Linked DNA regions of Homo sapiens: region 2 is linked to region 1. A link is an interaction called in ENCODE POLR2A ChIA-PET data of the cell type or tissue named here. Cell type or tissue: PC-9. All regions are shown on one strand. Links, peaks and the distances in the headings refer to the core of each region. The heading gives the core; the rest is flanking DNA. Region 1 overlaps LOC107986163 (a long non-coding RNA gene). Region 2 has its middle 45 kb from the start of MAP3K13.

Evidence for each region. ChIA-PET counts read pairs that join two places held together with the same protein. Peaks named below come from ENCODE experiments on the same cell type or tissue, not always from the same donor. Only the 100,000 strongest peaks of a DNase experiment are listed, where the experiment ranks them.
Region 2: POLR2A ChIA-PET joins it to region 1 with 8 read pairs; 1 of 35 experiments calls an interaction of 5 or more read pairs at or near these places.

Annotation. Positions count from the first base shown.
Region 1 is chr3:184,736,159-184,746,799 of GRCh38, forward strand. LOC107986163 (a long non-coding RNA gene) reads left to right here. Exons shown (of 5, transcript NR_160768.1): 4 at 1,394-1,613; 5 at 2,477-2,787. Among named protein-coding and RNA genes, the nearest start is that of MAGEF1, 29 kb to the left of the region's middle. RefSeq lists enhancers at 4,488-5,006, 10,011-10,512. In PC-9, for the core only: no CTCF peak of the experiment used is centred there; a DNase peak (open chromatin) is centred at 4,493; H3K4me3 peaks cover 100 bases; H3K27ac peaks cover 456 bases.
Region 2 is chr3:185,312,689-185,323,329 of GRCh38, forward strand. It overlaps a transcript of MAP3K13 not described here. Among named protein-coding and RNA genes, the nearest start is that of MAP3K13, 45 kb to the right of the region's middle. In PC-9, for the core only: a CTCF peak has its summit at 4,879; DNase peaks (open chromatin) are centred at 4,543, 5,193 and 5,683; H3K4me3 peaks cover 1,219 bases; H3K27ac peaks cover 3,409 bases.

The DNA.
Region 1 (10,641 bases), core at 2,685-6,684:
CTTGTAGGTTTTGAAGCCTACTTGGAGGTCTCTAAGTCAGGGCTTCCCAATGTTCTTTGCACACGAAGGAATGGATACTGTCTGTGTGACACACTGCAGGAACTGCTGGCAGCCTGAGAAGGGCCAGCTAGGGGGTCCAGACACCCCAGGCCAAGCCCCAAGGGCTAAAGGGATGGGTCAGGTCTCTGCTCACCTGGAACCCATTCTGTTGAGAAGCTCTCCTCTAAGCCTTGACTATAAAAATATTAATAGCTTCTTTTTATTGAGTGATTAAAATGTGCTGGGTGGTGTGTGAGGCATTCTATATACATTGTCTCTGTAGTGACGGGAAGTCATCATCATCCCCATTTTATAGATGAGGACTGAGGCTCAGAGATTCAGCAACTGGCCCAAGGGCGTTACCTCTCTGAACTTCTAATGTGCTTAAAAAGCAATGTCAGTGTCAAGTGATTTACCCTACAACATTCTTTGTTTCCTCTATATATTGGTTTTTTTTTTTTTTTTTTTTTGGAGTTGGAGTCTCACTCTGTCCCCCAGACTGGAGTGCAGTGGCTCAATCTTGGCTCACTGCAACCTCTGCCTCCCGGGTTCAAGCCATTATCCTGCCTCAGCCTCCCGAGTAGCTGGGATAACAGGTGCCTGCTATCACGCCCGGCTAATTTTTGTTTTTTTAGTAGAGACGGGGTTTCACCATGTTGGCCAGGCTGGTTTCAAACTCCTGACCTTGTGATCCACCCCCTTCGGCCTCCCAAAGTGGTGGGATTACAGGCATGAGCCACCGTGCCCAGCCTCCTCTATATGTTCTCATCTTGCAACAAAACAGGGAGCTCTTCATGTCTAATGCATATTTTCATCCCTACTCTGCATCACACACTTAGGTGTTCCATGGTTATTCTCCAGGTCCTTCTGAGAAGCCCACACAGCTCCTTAGGCCCAGCCCTCACCACTTCTGTCCCAGAGGAGTAAAACCCAAATGCCTTCCATAAAGGAGGCCAGACCTTTTATGCAGGGAGGGTGTTTGGGAAGAAGAATGAGCTGCCAGCAGGCTGCCTGGTGACTGTGGCCTTATGGGAATCAGGATGTTTCCAGGTCAAAGGCTGCAGGAGTTCCTGTCTCTTTGCTCCTCCTCAGCAAGGGATCTGCAACATGCTCATTCCACGGTCATGGCCTCGGGGGATCTTTTCCACTTTGGGTATTGAGAAATCTCTATAAAGATGATCCTGTCTTTATGCCCAGCACCTTATGGCAATTCTTGAGAGAGGGAGAGCGTCAGGGAATTGAGAATGGGGTGCAGTTGCCTCACTCCTGCCTCCATTCTGTTGTGTATAATACGGAATGTTAGGGTCATGTGACACTAGAAATTGCCAAGCTGGTCCAATCTCTCCATTTATAGATGGTGAAGCCAAGGCCTGAAGACCTTTCCTGCAAGGTCGCAGAGGAAGAGGCAGAAGAAGGACCAGAACCCAGCTCCCCTGACTCCCTATCCAGTGCTCTTCTCATAGATTACATTGCTTCAGCATCCACCTGGCTATTGCTCCATCCAGGGGTTACAGGAGTCACTGACTGTTTTGGTTGCTTCTTGGTTGGAGGATGTTGTGCCTCACCGATGAGAGGTGGGTATTGGTGGGCAAGGCCACTAAACAGGTCAAAAATTCAATTGTCCCCACATGGCCTTATTGGCCCCTGCAACACTGGGCAAGTTGACAGACGGGTTGTTTGTGATTGCCAGTGCCACGCTCCCTGTATTCCCATTGTCTGGAAATGTGGCAGGAGGGCAGTTGCCTCTATTTTGAAGACTGCAGTTGCTATGGACCCATCAGAGGCACAGACATTCTAGCGAGTAGATCTCTGGGACCGGCTGTTCCTCAGCCTGGCAGGACTGGTAGAGTTAACTGCGAACTGCTCTCCTCCCCATCTTTGCAATTTCTTCCAGAGAGAAGGAGCGAGCACTCTGCCATCTACATATTTTCAGCTGAGTTATATTTTGCATAAAGTAAACTTAGCAAACAGAGAACACAGTGAGAATATATTTGGCTTTGAAGCGTCAGTGCTCTGACAGGCATTTCCTATTAGCTATCTCAGAGCCGACCAGCCCGGCTGGGTTTTGCTTAAGTGGCATAATTCTCCTGCAGTGGAGACAGCTCATTCATTAGTCATTCCAAAAGCCAGATACAAAATATCCTTCTCTAAGCCAACTCCACCAACCAGCTCCCCAGCCCGGGTGGAACAATGAAACTGTGAGGCTTACCAGCCTGGCAAAGGTCAGCCGGAGAGCTACCTGTCTGCGGGCTTTGGAAGATAGCTTTGGCTTCAGCCTTTCATTTCCCTCAGGAACAGGAAGGACGCGTCTTCCTCCTGTTGGCAGAGGCCTTAGGATCCTTACCGAGGGTGGGCTTCTTCCCATTTCACTACAGCGTCACTTGCAACGGCACCAAGCCCTGATTTAACACACTCTGTTTTGTTTGTGTTTTTTTAGCCGGAAGCAAAGGTACCAGTTCTTAGAGGAAGCATAGGAATGTGTCCCTTCCTGCTCGGGTCTCTCAACTGAACTCAACCCTTCCTTGATTGATTGACAAGCATGTTATCTCTCATAATCCCTGCCCGGTAAGGGCTGATGTCCCCATTTTACAGATGAGGATATTGGAGCTCAGAGAAGTGAAATGATTGCTGAAGGTCACACAGCCTGGCTTCAAGCCTCTCGGGCTCCAAAAGGCATCTTCTGTTCTCTCCGTCAGGAAGCCTCTTTTGGATGATTAACTGAGATTAAAAATGAAAAGACACATGAAAGAAAGGTCCTTTTTTTCAACCTGACAAGAACTAAGAATGCCTCTGTATTCCAGGCACCCAGACCAGGGTGGGCTGGAAAGCCAGCCAGAGAGAAAGCAGGAGAAAGAAAGCATGTTCTAACAGGAAGGTTAAAGCACCCTGGGATGTGAGTTGGGGTGGAGAAGTGAAGAGGGCAGTTCTCACAGGGGCAGAGCTTGGTTTGGGGTAGGCTAGGAGCTGGGACCAGAAGAGGGACAGGGAAGGGTTTATTGTGGGTCCACGGCCCAGCTCCACTGCATGGGCCATCTGACAGCGCCTGACCGAGCAGAATGCCAGGGTGTAAAGACCCCACTAATACCCAGTCAATGAGAGGAACGCCAGAGGAGCACCCAGAATGTTCTTGTGCAGAGGCAAAGAGCAGGAGTTTGTGACCACAGCTGGCAGTCCATGTCATCCTCACTGAACGACCTCTTAGCATTCCAGGTGGACAAACATATTCACAGGTGCCCAGACAAATGAGGTCTGCGGGAGAGAGACAGGCTACATCAGAGGTAGACTATGTATTTACATAAAGTAGGAATAAGAGTCTCAGAAGCCTTCCAAAGCAGATGTCTGCTTAAACCTCTTGAGCGGTGCCCTCCTTAGCCTGGAAGGAAGGCCTTGCTCAGGTAGTCTCAACCCGCATCTGTGGTGTGATTTAACACCTTCCCCTTCATTCCACCACACTCTATCTCAAACTATCTGTTGTTCTCAAACACACAGAACACTTTCACTCCACCAGCTCTTCCACATGTGATTATCTTTGCATGTACTTCATCTTTCTCATCTACAGCCCCACCTGGCAAACTCCTACTCAGCCTTCAAAACCCTGCCTAAATGTCACTGAATCTGGAAGCCTTCTTCATCTTCTCAGTACACATTTGTCTGTATTCCTGATCCTTTGTCTATAACTCTGGTAAATCATTGATCCTAGTGCACTGTCAAGAACTTGTCCTATTTTATCTGTAGATTCCCAGAGCCCAATCAAGATCCTCACATGTAGAAAGTAGTAGATCAATTAAATAAAGCAAGCACAGCCAGAATGGCTGGGAATTTGAGAGCATGTGCCCCAGAATGATTGTACCTCAGACCTGGAAGAAAATGTGGAGTTGATCTAAGTAAACCTGATGTTTGAACGCCTCATCTGCATTCACAGCCTGAGGTAATATACATAAACCACCTAATCTAGTAACTGGCAGGTATTAGTCAGTGAATGGTGGCTGATATTTTTGTTTTTGTTGTCATTTCTTCGGGAATCAAAATAGACATAGAAGAATTCGCAGAAAGAGCAACAGATCTGCAGTTGGGGCTGTGGCTCTGCCTCTGAGACTCTCCCTTTATGACTTTGAACAAGTCATTTCACCCTCATGAGGCCTCGATTTCCTCATCAATAGTTTGGGATACAACTAGGTGTCCTGTAATTGGTGCCTTTCAGCTCTAATCAAAACAAAAACAAGACCCAAGCAAACATCATCACTGACAGATCTGAGGGAATCCAGCTCAGATCTTCCTGGTGTCATCTCTGATCAGAAATCAGGGAACCAACCCTGACCTTAATGGCCCTTCTAGGGGTGTGCTCTTCCCCTGGGCAGAGCCAATCCCCAGGGAAGCAGAAACTCCTACTTGCCAAACTCCTGGCCAGTCACACCCGCTTTGCCATCCTGGAGAAGGAGGGACTGTTGTGGAGCTTGTGGCAAAATCCCTCTTCCTCCCCCAAACACAGCTATGATTAGCTGTGTCCTCACCACGAAACTGCAGGGGTGTGTGCGGGTGAGTCATAGCTGTTCAAATCACATTTATAGAGAGCTCGCATGGCAGGGGGCTTGGTGGCTGTCAGAGGCACCCCAGTTCCCTTTCTCTACCCCCAACAATTGCTGAGATTTTAGGACCCAGGCATTTGGGTTACAGAGTTTCAGAATCATCTGCTGATGCCACCGGCTTCTTATGCCAGGCCCCAGCCACCCAGAGCGGCTCCCCTGGAGGAGGAGGGGGCTTGGTCCTCATCCCATTGCCCATCCCATCCCACCTGGGAGAGCTGTCCCAGGGTCAGCCCCAGGCCTGAATTGTCACTGTCTCTCACCACCCTCTCCCTGGGGCCTGCCATTCCCAGGACCACTCCGAAGGAATCAGGTACTCTCTCCAGGTGCGAACCCCACAACCTCCAGGAGCCCCAGCTCCTGCCACTCCATGCCCTAGGCTCACTCGTAGCTGTTGGCACAGGTGTCCCAGCCTCTCTGAGCTGTGCACTGTGGTCTCAAATGCCCCCTCCCACTCCCTTTCCACCCAGCCATGGGGACCCTGACAGCTCCCATCGGGAGCTGAGAAAGAAGCAGAGGCCTCTTTGGTGGAGGAATCCCGGCAGGCCGGCAAGTCCCAACAGGCCGATGTTGGGCTGCTGCAGGCAGACAGTGAGTCACCTGGGTCCCCGCTGCTTACAGGACAGAGCCAGAATAATGACAATAATAATAGAGGTCCACGGTGCTGTTATTAACGCCCACCTTTCCTCCCAGGACCATGTCTCCTTTATCCATCTGACAGCCCTTGGGGCAGGGAGGGGCCGAGGGCCCAAGAGATTTTGTTGCCCTGTCTTAAATAGGGGGGAAACTGAGGCTAAAGTTGTTTCCCACTGAACTGCTAGTCCTGAGAATAGGACTCTGCCTCCTAATGTCCCCGATGCCAGGAAAGTTCTGCAGCCCCACAGTTAGTGGTCTCCTCACTGACAAAGCTCTAGGCTCAGGGAGCAAAGAGCCCACATTTCTGGATTTCTCACACTCTGTCCTCTAACCCTTACTTACAACAACAGCTCTAGGGACTAGTTATGATTATTATCCTCATTTGATGGATGAGGAACTTGAAGTTCAGAGAGGCTAGGTAAATTCCCAAGGTCATGCAGCAAAGGAGAAGCAGACCCAAGACGTGAAGCCAGGTTGGTTTGACTGTGCTCTCTCACTCAGGGTCCTGTAATCCAGGATCTAGAGTTTCCAAGTGTGGCTTCCTAGGCCTTTTGGGCCTGCTCTTCTTCCATTGCCTTCCCCACCTGGGCTCCCTCTATCTCAAGATTAGGGTTCCTCCCAGGGCCCCCTGGAGGCCAGCTTTCATTTTCATCTTGAGCAGCCGTGGAAAATTAAGGACTCAACCACTTTAATTTTGGGGTCTTAGTAATTATCTGACACCACCCACTCAACTCTACCCACTAGTTATTACAATAATAACAATAATAATTTAGAGAAGCGATGGCAATGATCACAGCGTTTACAGAATCCGGGACTGGGCGGAGATAGATATAGCCTCACACTTCCTTTTTCTATCAGTGTGGTACTAGTTTTGGGAGTAAGGACTGTTGGAGTCTAGTCAGTTCTGGCAAGGATGCCATATATCACATGACTGAATGTGCCCCTAAATGCCTGTGTACCTTCATTTCCCCCTCTGTAAAATGTGGGAAAAAGTCTTGCAAGACGATGTGCTTTCAGCTTCCTGAAATAAAGTCATGATAAGCAACCTTTTCTTTTTCGCCACCCTATAGTCACTATTTACAATGACCCAGGAGTCTGATGCCTAAATGATACATTATCTTCATGCTCCAGTCTCCCACTGTCTGACTGCCCGGCTCTTCTTTGACGAGAGATCTCACCGATTGCGGCCCTTGGCCTTAGGAAGGGTGATGGGCTGGGCTGGAGGCCTGGGCTGAGCTCTTGGGTGCAGGGGGAGCCTCAGCTTTTCCAGCCCTCATCCTCAACGGCTGCCTCTGCCAAGGCCCTGGAGCTACAGAAAGCAAGACCAGTGCCTGAGTGCAATAAATGCTTTTATTAGTCCTTTTATTAATGACGGTTGGTATTTGTTGAGAAGCTGGGACAATAGTTATTCCAGTAAGAGGATATTAAGCTCCCTCAAACAGGCCCTGTATATCTAACAGGCTCTGGCCCCCAGCCTCCCCTGACGCAGCTCTGTTACACTGCAGCACACCCCTGGCCTCCCAGCAACTCCAAGAAGGGAGAGGAGGGATGGGGGAGGTAGGGATAATCTGGTGTCATTAAACACACAGGCCTTTGTGGAGGTTACCGTACACCAACAGCAGGAAGCTTTTTCTTCCTTCTGAGAGCATAGGGAGCCTATGTGATTTTGTTTTTTTTTTGTTTGTTTTGGTTTTTTTGTTTTTTGCTACCCCTGTGCTCCTGGCTATTTTACCTCCAGAGCTGCTGGTGATAAGTTGGTAAAGGAGGACCTCCTTAAACCATTTGTTAAACCATTTGAGACTGTTCCTAGTACTTGTTTTAAGCTATTTTACATGATTTTTAATGTAATAAACACATTTATAATACTATGTGGTGGCAATGTTCTGAGTGCTTTTCAAATACTAATTTATTTAATACTCATAACGTCTCAATGAAGTAGGCACTATACTTATCCTTATTTTATAAATGAGGAAATGAGGCCCAGAGAGGTTAAGTGACTTGCCCAAGGTCACACAGCTGATAAGTAACAGAGTTAAGGTCTAGAGACGCAGTTGTCTCTAGAGTCTATGCTTTTTATCCGAAATTTCAAAACTGAGTCTGAAAAGAACTGGGAAATATTGCCTAAATTCACAAGCTTTATTGCTTTACCAAAAGGAATTAGATATTCTCATGTAGGGGATGGTATAATAAATTATAATAGAGTTCCCCCAGAATCAGAGCATCTCTGAGATGAAAGCGTCCTTGAAGGTCATCAGATCTAATCCTCTGACGAATACAAGAATACTCTCTGCAGCATCCCTGATACGTGATCCTTCAGCTTTTGGCTGAATATCTCTAGTGTCAGGGAGCTCATTACCTAATCCAGCAGACCATCCCAACTTCGGGCTGTTCTCACTGTTAGAAAAGAAAGCTCTTGGCCGGGCGCAGTGGCTCAAGCCTGTAATCCCAGCACTTTGGGAGGCCGAGGTGGGCTGATCACGAGGTCAAGAGATCGAGACCATCCTGGCCAACATGGTGAAACCCTGTCTCTACTAAAAATACAAAAATTAGCTGGGCATGGTGGCGTGCTGTCTGTAGTCCCAGCTACTCAGGAGGCTGAGACAGGAGAATTGCTTGAACCTGGGAGGCAGAGGTTGCAGTGAGCCAAGATCATGCCACTGCACTCCAGCCTGGTGACAGAGCGAGACTCTGTCAAAAAGCAAGCAAGCAAGCAAGCAAGCAAGAAAGAAAGAAAGAAAGAAAGAAAGAGAAAGAAAGCTCTTTTCTTTCTCCAGCTGGACTGAAATTTAGCTCCCTTTAACTTAAATGGACCAGCTTTGTCTTCCAGAATTGGGTGGGCAGCAGGGCAGGGGAAGCCTTATCCCTTTTGTATAGGGCAGTCCATAAAGTGCTGAAAAATAATTTTTTTTTTTTCAGACGGAGTCTCTCTCTGTCACCCAAGCTGGAGTACAGTGGTGTGATCTTGGCTTACTGCAACCTCTGCCTCCCGGGTCCAAGTGTTTCTCCTGCCTCAGCCTCCCGAGTAGCTGGGACTACAGGTGCTCACCACCACGCCCAGCTAATTTTTGTATTTTTAGTAGAGACGGAGTTTCACCATGTTGGCCAGGCTGGTCTGGAACTCCTGACCTCAAGTGATCCACCTGCCTCAGCCTCCCAGAGTGTTGGGATTATAGGCATGAGCAACTGTGACTGGCCTGAAAAATAGCTTTCATGTCTCCCTTAAATCTTTTTTTCTCTTCTGGCTTAAACTTCCTTAGTTCTTTCATGGCCATGGTCTTCATTTGTTTTTTTAATTTCCAGATTCTCAGATTCTCCATCTCCCTGTTTCCACCTCTCTCTGAAGCACCAGAGCTCATCAGTGTTCATTTTAAAGCGATGTAGGGGCCGGGTGCGGTGGCTCACGCCTGTAATCCTAGCACTTTGGGAGGCCAAGGCAGGTGGATTGCCTGAGTTCAGGAGTTCAAGAACAGCCTGGGCAACACAGTGAAACCCCGTCTCTAATAAAATACAAAAAATTAGCCGGGCGTGGCGGTGTGCGCCTGTAGTCCCAGCTACTCGGGAGGCTGAGGCAGGAGAATTGCTTGAACCCGGGAGGCGGAGGTTGCACTGAGCTGAGATCGTGCCACTGCACTCCACCCTGGGCGACAGAGCGAGACTCTGTCTCCAAAAAATAAAAAAATAGAGTGATATAGGAATGAAACACGGCACATCAGGTGTGGTCCTGCAATGCTGAGTGCAGGATCATCACCTCCCTTATCTCCCTTGTTCATATTCTACATTTCCAATGATGCAGCCTAAACTTGCCTTAGGTTTTTTGACTCTTGACTCACAATGAGTTTGCAATCAATGTGTAGCACTTTTAGCTTCTTTTTCCAAATTCTGAATTTGTACAGCTGTGCTGGGTTTTTTTGTTTGTTTTTTAAGCCCAAGGGTGGGACTTCACATTTACTGCTGATAAATTTCATCTTGTTAAATTCAGTTCCTTGTTGTAACCTATCAAGGCGGACATGGAACCTTATTCTGTTACCCTATTTTATGATTTCCTACTTGATTTTGTATCATCTGAAATTTTGATAAATATGCCACCTGTGTTCCCATTCAGGTAGTCACTAATTGTTTTTAAAGCTGGATAGGAAAATTTTCCGAGGTTGGGTTTATGGAGGAAGATGAGGCCAAGCGAGAGTGACTCTGAAGGAAAGATTTCTGTTTGGATGGATCTGAGTGACGACGAGCGCTGTGCACCTCTGGGGGTGTGAGCGGCTGGGTAACCAGGTAAAGTCTCCCATGGCATCATGCCTGCGTCAGAGCCTGTGACCCATGACGAGGCCGGAAGGCAAATACTGATAGCGCCCAGTTCATAGAGCTGATTGTTTCCTATATCCTCTGCTGACAAGTGTTGAGGGTGTGAAATAGAGGATATCATAAAATAGAAGCAAGGCCCATTGTGAGGCGACAAACAGGACTTTCAGATCAGAAAAAGCCAGGTGCTTGCTGTCAGCATCAAGACCTCCAGAAGTAAAAAAGAAGACATTCTTGGAGCAAAAGTAGAATGGACAAAAAAAGTGCTTTAGCACACTGCTTGGAGTTTGAAAACATTTTTCTCCACTTAAACAACCCTTCTGTCATTCCTTAGAGGTCATACCTGAAAGCCAAAGAATCAGGCTGAGGCCACATCATTGGGGTTGACAGCAGGGGTTCTCAGTTTATCCCCAGGGGTACTGGAAATGAATTGAATGTTGCAATCTTGCTACCGCGGGGCCTGTAAAGCACTCAGCCCACTCCCCACCCCGAGCACCCAGGGAGAATATTTTTAGCTGTCTTTGTAATACCCACGCAAATTGTTCTCCTCCTTGTCCACTTCAACCCAGTCTCTTATTTTCTAGTTCCCACCCCTTCTTCACGCCACCTCCCCATTCCACCCCCCAGGCCAGGAGTCTGGAATGCTATGGTGTTCCAGGCCCCTGAGTCAGGTGCAGCTGCAGGGACCAAGGTAGGTTTTGGCACCTGGGGAGAGGGGCAATTCTTGATGGCTGAGACTAATGGGATTTCCAAGACAGTCATGAAGCAGAGATAGAACCAGTGCCCAAGTCTAGGTAGGACAAGCCAGGAAGGATGTACTGGAGAGCGCCTGGGGCCAAGAGGGAGCCCGTATCTGGGGCAGAACAGAGCCATGGACACTGAACGGATGAGCAGGCAGTGCCTTGTGCGCAGCTCTTCTGGCCACAGGCAGGGCATGCGTCTAGGGCATAAGGGCCAGGCCAGGGGAGAATGTCCTCAGCTGTATGACTCCCTGGCTCCACACTCTGGCCTTGATGCAACTTCAGATTCTCCTACTCCAGTAATGCACTGGAACCTGCTTTGTCGATTTGCTGAACTCGATGCA
Region 2 (10,641 bases), core at 2,951-6,950, 580 kb after region 1:
ATAGATTACATAATTATATGCAAACTATCAGTGTGGGATGATATTTTGAATAAAGTAGAAATAGATAATAAAGTTCTCTAATGAAAATGCCTGACAGTTTATAAAGCAGCATGATTATTAGAAGGCCTATCCCCTGTTGATAGCCATTGAGAAAAAGTACATTTGAAAGTATGTTAGATGAATATAAAATTCTAACAGTACATACGGACATACTTTCTGAATTTCATAATAAAAATAATAAAGAAATAGAAAATTAGAAAAATAGCTAAGGCAGGCAGATCATCTGAGCCCAGAAGTTCAAGACCAGCCTACTCAACATGGCAAAACCCTGTCTCTACTAAAAATACAAAAATTAGCCAGGCGTGGTGGTGTGTGCCTGTAGTTTCAGCTCTCAGGAGGCTGAGGCAGGAGAATCACTTGAACCCAGGAGGTGGAGGTTGCAGTGAGCTGATATTGCACCTTTGCACTCCAGCCTGAGAGACAGAGTGAGACTCCATCTCAAAAAAAAAAAGGGGAAAATGTAGAATAAAACAAATTTCAGAAGCATTTCATATTTTCACAAAAATGAACAATAGTACAAGTTTTTTTTTTTTTTTTTTGAAATGGAGTCGCACTCTTTCATCCAGGCTGGAGTGCAGTGGCGTGATCTCGGCTCACTGCAACCTTTGCCTCCTGGGTTCAAGCGATTCTTCTGCCTCAGCCTTCTGAGTAGCTGGGACTACAGGCGCTCGCCACCATGCCCAGCTAATTTTTTGTATTTTTAGCAGAGACGGAGTTTCGCTGTGTTAGCCAGGATGGTCTCGATGTCTTCACCTCGTGATCTGCCCACCTCGGCCTCCCAAAGTGCTGGGATTACAGGCATGAGCCACTGCACCCTGCCAATAGTACAATTTTTATTTGGAGAGGTAAACACCAAATTCAGAATAGTGATTAAAGTATTAGGGAGGAGAATATGAACTTGGAAAAGTACAGTTTCCTTTCCAAGTTTGAAAAGTAAAAATTTTGTAAAATACCTGATACAGACATGAAAAACATGAAGTAGTGGTGAAAAAAAAAAAGAAGGGTGAATTATTGTGAAGTTAATGATAGATTAGAATTGGGAAGCTCTTTGGACCCTTTGGTAACCCAGAAACTGGCTACCTTCTCTACTTGTCTCTCACGGCCTCTGCACTCTAACCAAGGAGGAATGACCTTACTGAGTTTGTTAATCCCTATCTGATGGGGAATGCTGCTCTGGCAATGCCTCTGTTTTGGGCTTGGATCCCTGGGGTTTAGGGCAGCAGAATGTGTTGCCAAGAAACAATGTTTCTCAGAAGTAGAGTGCAAGATTTTCTAAGAGATCCAGATTCAGTCCTTGACCTACTGCAGTTTGCCCCTCCTCTGCACGCTGTGCACTTCTGTTGCTGTATTACCAGCTGACATTGCGAATCCTGCATTTCTGCCTGTCTTCCTAGGCTATTGGTTATTCAAGCACTCATTCTTTGGCCATAGAGGGTGCTTAATAAATGTGGAATAAATGCAAGTGAGTGCTCCCTTGTAAGACATGGAATAAAAGTGGTAAAAAAAAATTGATTATACCGCAATACATGAAATATGTGGCTAAATGAGAATTTATTTGTTTTATTTAGAAACAAGTTCTCATTCTGACTGGGGGCAGTGGCTCACGCCTGTAATCCTAGCACTTTGGGAGGCCGAGGTGGGTGGATCACTTGAGGTCAGAAGTTTGAGACCAGCCTGGCCAACATGTTGAAGCCCCATCTCTACTAAAAATACAAAAATTAGCTGGGCATCGTGATGCATGCCTGTAATCCCAGCTACTCAGGAGGCTGAGGCGGGAGAATTGCTTGAGCCCAGGAGGCGGAGGTTGCAGTGAGCCGAGATCACACCACTGCATTCCAGCCTGGGTGAGAGCAACTCCACGTCTCAAAAAAGAAAAGTAAAAAAAAAAGAAACAAGATCCCACTCTGTCACCCAAGCTGGAGTACAGTGCTGCAATCATTAGCTCATTGTAACCTAGAACTTCAGGGCTCAGGTGACCCTCCTGCCTCAAGTGATCCTCCTGCCTCAGCCTCCCAAGTAGCTAGCACTACAGGTACACACCACCACATCCAGCTAATTTTTAAACATTTTTTGTAGAGATGGGGGTCTCATCTTCTTGCCCAGGCTGGTCTCAAACTCCTGGCCTCAAGAGATCCTCCCATCTCGGCCTCCCATAGCACTTGGATTACAAGTGTGAACCACCACACCTGGCCACAATTTTTAAAAAATAACTGATACATGTTGGCCAGGTGCGGTGGCTCATGCCTGTAATCCCAGCACTTTGGGAGGCTGAGGCAGGCGCATCACGAAGTCAGGAGTTTGAGACCAGCCTGACCAACAAGGTGAAACCCAGTCTCTAAGAATACAAAAAAATTAGCCAGGTGTGGTGGCATGCACTTGTAATCCCAGCTAATCGTGAGGCTGAGGCAGGAGAATTGCTTGAACCTGGGAGGCGGAGGTTGCAGTGAGCTGAGATCGCACCACTGCACTCCAGCCTGGGTGACAGAGCAAGACTCCAACTCAAAAAAGAAAAAAAAAACTATAAATATATTACACATAGAACAATGGTCCTCAAACTTTAGTATGCATCAGAACCACCCTAGAGGAGTAACTTAACAAAAAGGGGAGAGAATGTATGTGTGTATGTCTTAACAAAAACAGATTGCTGGGTTCTACCCTAGAGTTTCTGATTCAGTAGGTCTGGTTGGGGTCTGAGAATCTGCATTTCTAAGAAGCTTCCAGGTGATGCTGATACTGCTGGTCCAGCGACCATTAATTGAGAACGACTGCATTAGAAAAATCATGGGAAAAAATATGGAAATACATAATGAAAATAACAAAATCAAATATCCCTTTCCTTCAAGTATCATTCCTTTGGGAATGGCTTCCAAAGAAATCCAAAACAAGCAAATTGTTTCACTATAACACTTAACAAATTTTGTTAGTGTACCCTATTGCAAATGGGATATTAACCACCTTTACTTTCAGGGACCTAATCTGTAAAATGAGGATAACAGTGTATCTTTTAACTAGAAATATCTCACAGGGTTGTGAGGATTAAATTATCAAGTGTTCAGAACAGTGGATTAATATATATTGCTATTATTATATTAATATTTTTGGTTAAGATACATCAAAACTAACCACAGAAAAGTGAGAAAGAGAGAAGTTCTGAATAGGAGATATTAATTTATGAGTCATTAAGGTATAGAAGATCAATTAGAGAAAGCCCTGAACAGAAAGGCAATATATTTTTGCTTACTTATAAAAATGAAATTGTATCTTAGAGGGCAAAGTGCGTCTTGATTTTGCATTTGAGAGTTTACTGTTTGATAGATAACTTCACATAAAAACCTTTGCATTGAAAAAAAATTATTTTATTGGAATTTTTTGGTTACAAATATATTTGAGCTAAAATATGTAAAAAATAAAAGAAGAGATGTTCTTGAAATTCCACTCCCCACCTCCTGGGATGCCAACATTTTTATTAATATCCTTTCAGACATCTCTCTATATTGCAATAACTTTTAAAGAAAGTGTTTGGGAAAGTAAAGGTTAGGAAATAGTTACAAATTCTTTATGTTAAATATTTTATTAATATCCAAAATAGCATCATCAAAAGTTCTTTTTTGGCTGGGTGGGGTGGCTCACACCATTAATCCCAACACTTTGGAAGGCTGAGGTGTGCAAGTCACTTGAGCCCAGGAGTTCAAGACCAGGCTGGGCAACATGGCGAAACCCCGTCTCTACAAAAAATACAAAAATTAGCTGGGTGTGGTGGCACATGCCTATAGTCCCAGCTACTTGGGAGGCTGAGGCAGGAGGTTCACTTAAGCCCGGGAGGTGGAAGTTGCAGTGAGCCAAGATCACACCATTACACTCCAGCCTGGGTGACAGACCTGTCTCAAAAAAGGAAAAAACAGTTTTTTTGTTTTGCTGACTAGATGGGAGTAGGGAGGTAGGAATGGAAGAGAGAAGTCCTTGGGAAAAAGCAATTTGATTATCTAGTCTTTTCTCTCCCTCTGTCCCCAACCACAACAATTTAATTCCAGTTTTATTTTAAAAATCAAGATTGCGGTTATATGTGGCATTAGTATCCCATCCTAAATTGGAGACGATAGGGATAGGAAACATTGTGAGCTTGGGCAGGAAGGACGATGACTGGGTTTTTAATTTGATCCTATAATTATTATGATGTCATGTTAATAGTTTAAACATTCTTGTTAAAAGACTTGTAATATTGAAAATATTCCAGCCACTGTTATAAAATAGTGTATTGAAATATTCTAGGAAAAATATTAAAAAGCAGTGCTTCCTTTGCTGGATTTCCCTGATACTCCACTCTTTCTCCATTCACTCTTGTGTGCCCTTCATGTCAACTTCTGAAACACCAATATGTTCTGTAGAAACTCAGATTATGAAATCTGAGTTACGTTTTTTCAGCCCTGAAAACAGCTTTGGAGAGGAAGCTAGATGACTAGGCTAAAATTCCAGAGCAATCTTTATTGTTCTTTCGCCTTCTGAAAATGGGGGAGAGAAGTGCCAAGGGTGAAACTAGAGGTGTGGCCAGGTCGGGGAAATATTTTGTTTCTGCTCTAAATTGTCCTTCCTGTTGCCTATGACTGGAATGATCTTCAGTGCTTTAGGGTTAGTTTCATACTTGGCTCATGCTGGAAAGGAAAGGTTTCCTGAAGCCTTTTCATAGTTTATCTGAAGTGATTTCTGTCAGTGAAAATAGGTATCTTAGAAATTCTAAAGTAAAACAAAAATGATAAATGCTTTATATTATCTAGACTTTTAGGTAGTTATACTAAGGTCACAGGAATTACGTATGGACTCAGATTCTAACTTTAGCATGATATATTAAATGTCTGACAGACTTGAAAATAGACCTGTCTTTGAATAACTTAAAGCCATATCAAGAGTAAATTTCTTGAAGTGGGTAAACGTGAAGTTTTCTATGTATAATTGACCCTACATCGTGATAATGTCAAATATATTTATACTTGATCTCTTCTTAAATGGCCTAAGTGGGGAAGGGAAACCTTTCATTTTGTGTAAAGTTTATTGATTCATCTGTGGTGTAACATTCAAGTTCAAGGTATTGAGACAGATACTACTTGGCATACCATTCTAATGCCACTTACAAAAGTGGTTTCTATTTGAAAGTTCCAAATAGATACTCCAGAACTGACAGGGGAATTCCAGCAAGGTCATTCACCCATTAAAACTTTAAAGAAAAAAAAAAAAGCGAAGGAAAAAAATTGCCTTTGTGTAAACATTAACCTATCTGCTTTTAAGTGGTTCTTTTTGTTTAATTTTTTTAATATTAAAGGGAGAGTTCAAACTGGTTTTTTAAATATTTCAAATCACAAATAATAAATTTAATTAATTTAGAAGTTAAGTTTATACCTTTGTGGTTTATTATATCTCTTCTGGGTTGGCAAAATATCCAATGCTTTAAAAAAAATGGCTTCCCATTGTGCAGCCCACAAAATACAAGAGACAGAGTACAGGCAGGAAGGAATTCTTAAAGCGTCTGTGGTATGTTATCCTTGGTAGTTATATCAGTTGAAACATACCAAGTTCTTGCTCTTGCAGCTTTATAAACCTGCCTGACAGACAGTCATTTGACTAAGCAAACATTGCTGGAAATACATGATGAATTAAAGTATTGTCATTCTGTAAATGTCTTTTGTGAGGTCTAGATACACAGTGAAATGTTGACTGTTTAGAAAATAGCAAAAGCAGTTATTCATCCCTAGGCTGGCAGTTTATTCAGTCCTGAATCTTGAAATTCATATTTCATTTAATGTTAAAATTCTCACATATGGTGCCTCATAAAATGATAGCACATTGAATTTAGTTTTAATTTTAATTATGTTGGTAGCTTTCAAATCTTTTTTGTTGGAGTTGTGTGAGTCTGTAGGGGCTTCTGTGAAAGTTTCTATATAATTTATGCTTTCAGTCCCTCCTGTTCCACAGACTCATACTGCTGCAGAGATGGCAGATACATTCATTGTCTACTTTGGACAAAATAGAGCTTTTAAAAAATGTTTATTAAATGTTGAGTAGATACAAAATATTTATAAAACATCTGTAAGGCTTATGGAATAACTATACAGAGAACATTTGTGTACCTACAGCCTAGTTTAAGAAAGCAATATTACCATTACTTCTAGTGTCTCCTGTGGGCTCATTCCTGATTCTATACTTTTCTTGTACCCTCAGAAGTAACCAGAGTTTTAAATTTTGTGTTAATAATTCTCTTGCGGTTCTCAATGGTTTTATCACATTTCTATATATCCCTAAACAGTATATTGATTAGTTTTTCATGTTTTTGAACTTTATAAAAATGAAATCCTATTGTATGTCTTTTTCTGGGACATGCCTTTTTTTAAAAAAAAATCTACATTATAGCCTTAGATTTATCCATGTCAACGCTTATAGCATTCCTCATTAGTTTTCACTGCTGTATAATGTAGCATTGTAGGAGTATTACAGAATTTCCTAGCAGATGAGTTGATGGATGAGCATTGTGATGTTTCAGTTGTTAGTTATTACAAACATTGCACCTAAGTATACATATATTCCTGTGTTTGTATCTACCGCATATATGCAATCATTTCTCCATCAATGTTCCCTAACCTTTCTTGTGTCACGGCACACATAGAAAATGATAGATGATATGTGTGCAATACACCAGGTTAAAGAAGTAAAGCTATGTCCTGGCCTGGGGGCTTCTGCTGAACTAGAGAGCTGAGTTCCATATCTGGGCACACCTGTCACCCATTCATTGCATACTAGGGTGCCTTGGCACACCAGTTGGGAAGCTCTGCTAGTGTGTGTGCCTGGGAGTAGAATTGCTGATTATAGGTGAATGCTTCTTCAGTCCTTCTAGGCTAGATACCAAATTGCATGGTGGTATTAATTATTTCACTTAACTGACATCTAAAGTGTTTGTATCAATTCACGTTCTCTAAATATATTTAAATCAACAAGATTTGAGAATTCTACCAACCTCCTAATTATGAATGTTAAGTAGGAAAAGAAATAATTATTCCCTAGGATATCAATTCAGATTTGCTTTCTCGAAACATGATAATATCAAAATTCTTTGACAATGTGACAGCAGAGAGTTGTAGGTAGTAGGCAATGTTAAAAAGTGACAACATGCCCCGTAGTTGTTATTAATTGTGAAAGCCACAGCTTAAGCGAAATGAATTACTTATGAGAGCTGTAATTCTGTCTTCCAAGTTGGGTATTGCATTGGCTTTTTGTTTCTTAGCCTCAGGGACTGTTTTCAGATAATGTATACAAGATGGAGTAATGAAAACTATTTGCTATGTAAGTAACTTTTTTTTTTTTTTTGAGAAGGAGTCTTGCTCTGTCGCCCAGGCTGGAGTGGAGTGGTGCGATCTCAGCTCACTGCAACCTCCACCTCCCGGATTCAAGCAATTCTCCTGCCTCAGCCTCCCAAGTAGCTGGGATTACAGGCGCCCGCCACCACGCCCAGCTAATTTTTGTATTTTTAGTAGAGATAAGGTCTCACCATGTTGGCCAGGCTGGTCTCAAACTCCTGACCTCAGGTGATCCACCCACCTCAGCCTCCCAAAGTACTGGGATTACAGGCATGAGCCATTGTGCCCGGCCTAAGTAAGTGACTTTTAGTGTAGAAAGGCAAACCTTAAGAAACGAGCTAGTTTATCTTGACTACTCTTAAAATTGGTTTTCTTTTAAACAGTAGAGATCTCAATCAGAATTACATTAGGTTAATAAATGATAATAATTTCTCCATTCAAATGACATCAGACTAGATGATTGATTTTAGAAAAATTACAACCTGACATAGGTTTCCCATGGCATTTTCAAGAAGCTTCTGGACATTACCTCCACGGTTACCATTCTAATGGCTTGCTCATAGACAAATGTAAAAGAAATTTTTACTTGGTGGGAGTATTACCTTCCGGCTTGCAGGCTGAGGATATTTTAAATTAGATGGAAAATATGAGAGCAAAGATTTCAAACTCATGCTTACCCTGGTTTATGAAAATCTAATGCCAAATTTGTATTTTAATTTATTTGGCAGAGATTAAACTGCAATTTAAATACAGATTAAAACTGCATTTTCATTTTACTGGTATACTGTGTACTACACTTAAGTCAGGGTCTCAGTTGTTTTTATATAAATTAGGATTGGAAGCATAGTACCAATTCTGGAATTAACACCTATAGTATGTGACAGTAGTGCATGTGTGTGTGCGTGCATATATACATGCATGTATATATACATATGTGTGTATATATTATATGCGTGCACACATATACACATGCATGCACACACATATGCGTGCACACATATACACATGCGTGCACACACATATGCGTGCACACACATATACACATGTGTATATTACATATATGCGTGCACACACATATGCGTGCACACACATATACACATGTGTATATTATATATGCATGCACACACATATGCGTGCACACACATATACACGTGTATATTATATATATGCACACACAGATATGCACATACCATGCTCTCGTGTTTTACATATGTATGTGTGTGTATAGTATTGATTGAGGCTCAATGCATATTCAACACTATCAAATAGCATTCATTAAGCATCTGGTTATAGTCAGTTCTGTAACTTCACTCTCAGCATGTAGCTAAGCTCTAGCTACAGACATATAGGATACATAATAAATGAGACTCAATAGCAAAATAGTGGTAAATATGAACGATACATTCAAGATTTTTTTCATTATTTTTCTCCTTTGAATACAAAGTGTTTATTGTGATTTGCCACATGTGGCCATATTCTTATTTTTTTATTATAAGTAACCGAGTTTTTTGATGTTTGTTTGTTTGTTTGTTTGAGATGGAGTCTCACTCTGTTGCCAAGACTGCAGTGCAGTGGCTCAATCTTGGCTCACTGTAACCTCTGCCTCCTGGGTTCAAGCAATTCTCCTGCCTCAGCCTCCCGAGTATCTGGGATTACAGGCATGCGCCACCATGCCCGGCTAATTTTTGTATTTTTAGTAGAGACAAGGTTTCACCATGTTGGCCATGATTGTTTGGAACTCTTGACCTCAGGTGATCTGTCCACCTCAGCCTCCCAAAGTGCTGGGATTATAGGCGTGAGCCACCACGCCCGGCCGTGACTGAGTTTTAATAGCAAGTACACATTTTCCTATAGCTGGCTATTATATAAGTGCTTCTTTAATTTCTACCCAAGTATCCCCTTACGGAAATGGTAAGTCAATTTATAGCCCTAGAAATAGGAAGATGACCTCCTGTAAGAACATTCTATGCTTGAAATGTCAGGATTTGTCTTTAAAAGCTCATGTAAAATTTGCATTTTTCATTCTGTTTCAATATATTTTCCCCTATATAAAGTTGATACTACAGAAAGATCTGTTCTGCGGCTTCATATACCCCAGTTTGAGGAGCACGTTAAGTGGAATTCTATTTGCCAAAGGCCTTTAAATCAGAAGGGCTTTCTTCTAGGAAAATGTTGACTTCTGTAATCTGGGTTCCGTTTAGGCTTCACTGAAAGTGAAAGAAGTTTCTTGGGTGACTTTGGCCATCAGTGGTCTCTGTCTCTTTTTGTGATCATCTTGTCATCTTTTGTGTATCTTTGTTTCTTAGACAGTGCATTTGATGGAACCCTTTTTCCTAGATCTTTCTTTTGTCTTGGTTGCCAGGAAATTACACCATCCTGCTCCTTTTCAAAATCCTCTGTCCATCCCTACTCTGTTTTCCATGCTTCTCTGGTATTACCCTGTGTTTATATTTCACAGCTCAGTTTTGGCCGCTCCTTCCTCACTCTGTATAATCTTTCTCAGTTATCTCAGTTCTGTTCTCTCATACTGTGTATCCAGATGCCTTTTGGACAATTCAACTAGGACATTTTAGAGTCACTTCACACTTTGCCTTTATAAACTCACTCTCACATCCCCGGTGCCTTGCACAGTAGGTACCAACAAATATTTATTGAATGAATGAGTTAAATGAATCTCACTCCCTTCATCTCATTTCTGTCTTTTGTCACTGGTGTCACTGTTCTGATCTCTCTTTGATATTGCAAGTATTTTTTATTTTTTCTTTTGAAATACATTTTATATTTGATTATTTTCACTGTAATTTCATTATCTTTACCCTAATGTAGGCCCTCGTCACCTCATGCCAAGATTACTTCCACAGTTGCCCATCTGACCTTTTTGGTTCTAACTTCTCCTTTCTCCAAGCCATTTTCACTATAGCTGTTCTAATAATTTTTAAAATGTTTGTTTATTGGGAAAAAAGTCTATCTATTGTTTTAATAAACTTTTTGTTTTTGAAATAGTTAGAGATGTATAGAAAATCTGCTAAGATAGTACAGAAAGTTCCTGTAGAAACTTTACCCACCTTCTCCTGATGTTAACATCTTACATAACTATGGCTCATTTATCAAAATTAAGAAATTAACATTGGTACATGACTATTAACTAAAAGCCAGACTTTATTTGGTTTTCACCAGTTTTTCCATGACTGTAGTTTTTCTATTCCAGGATCTAATCCAGCGTACCACATTACATTTGGCA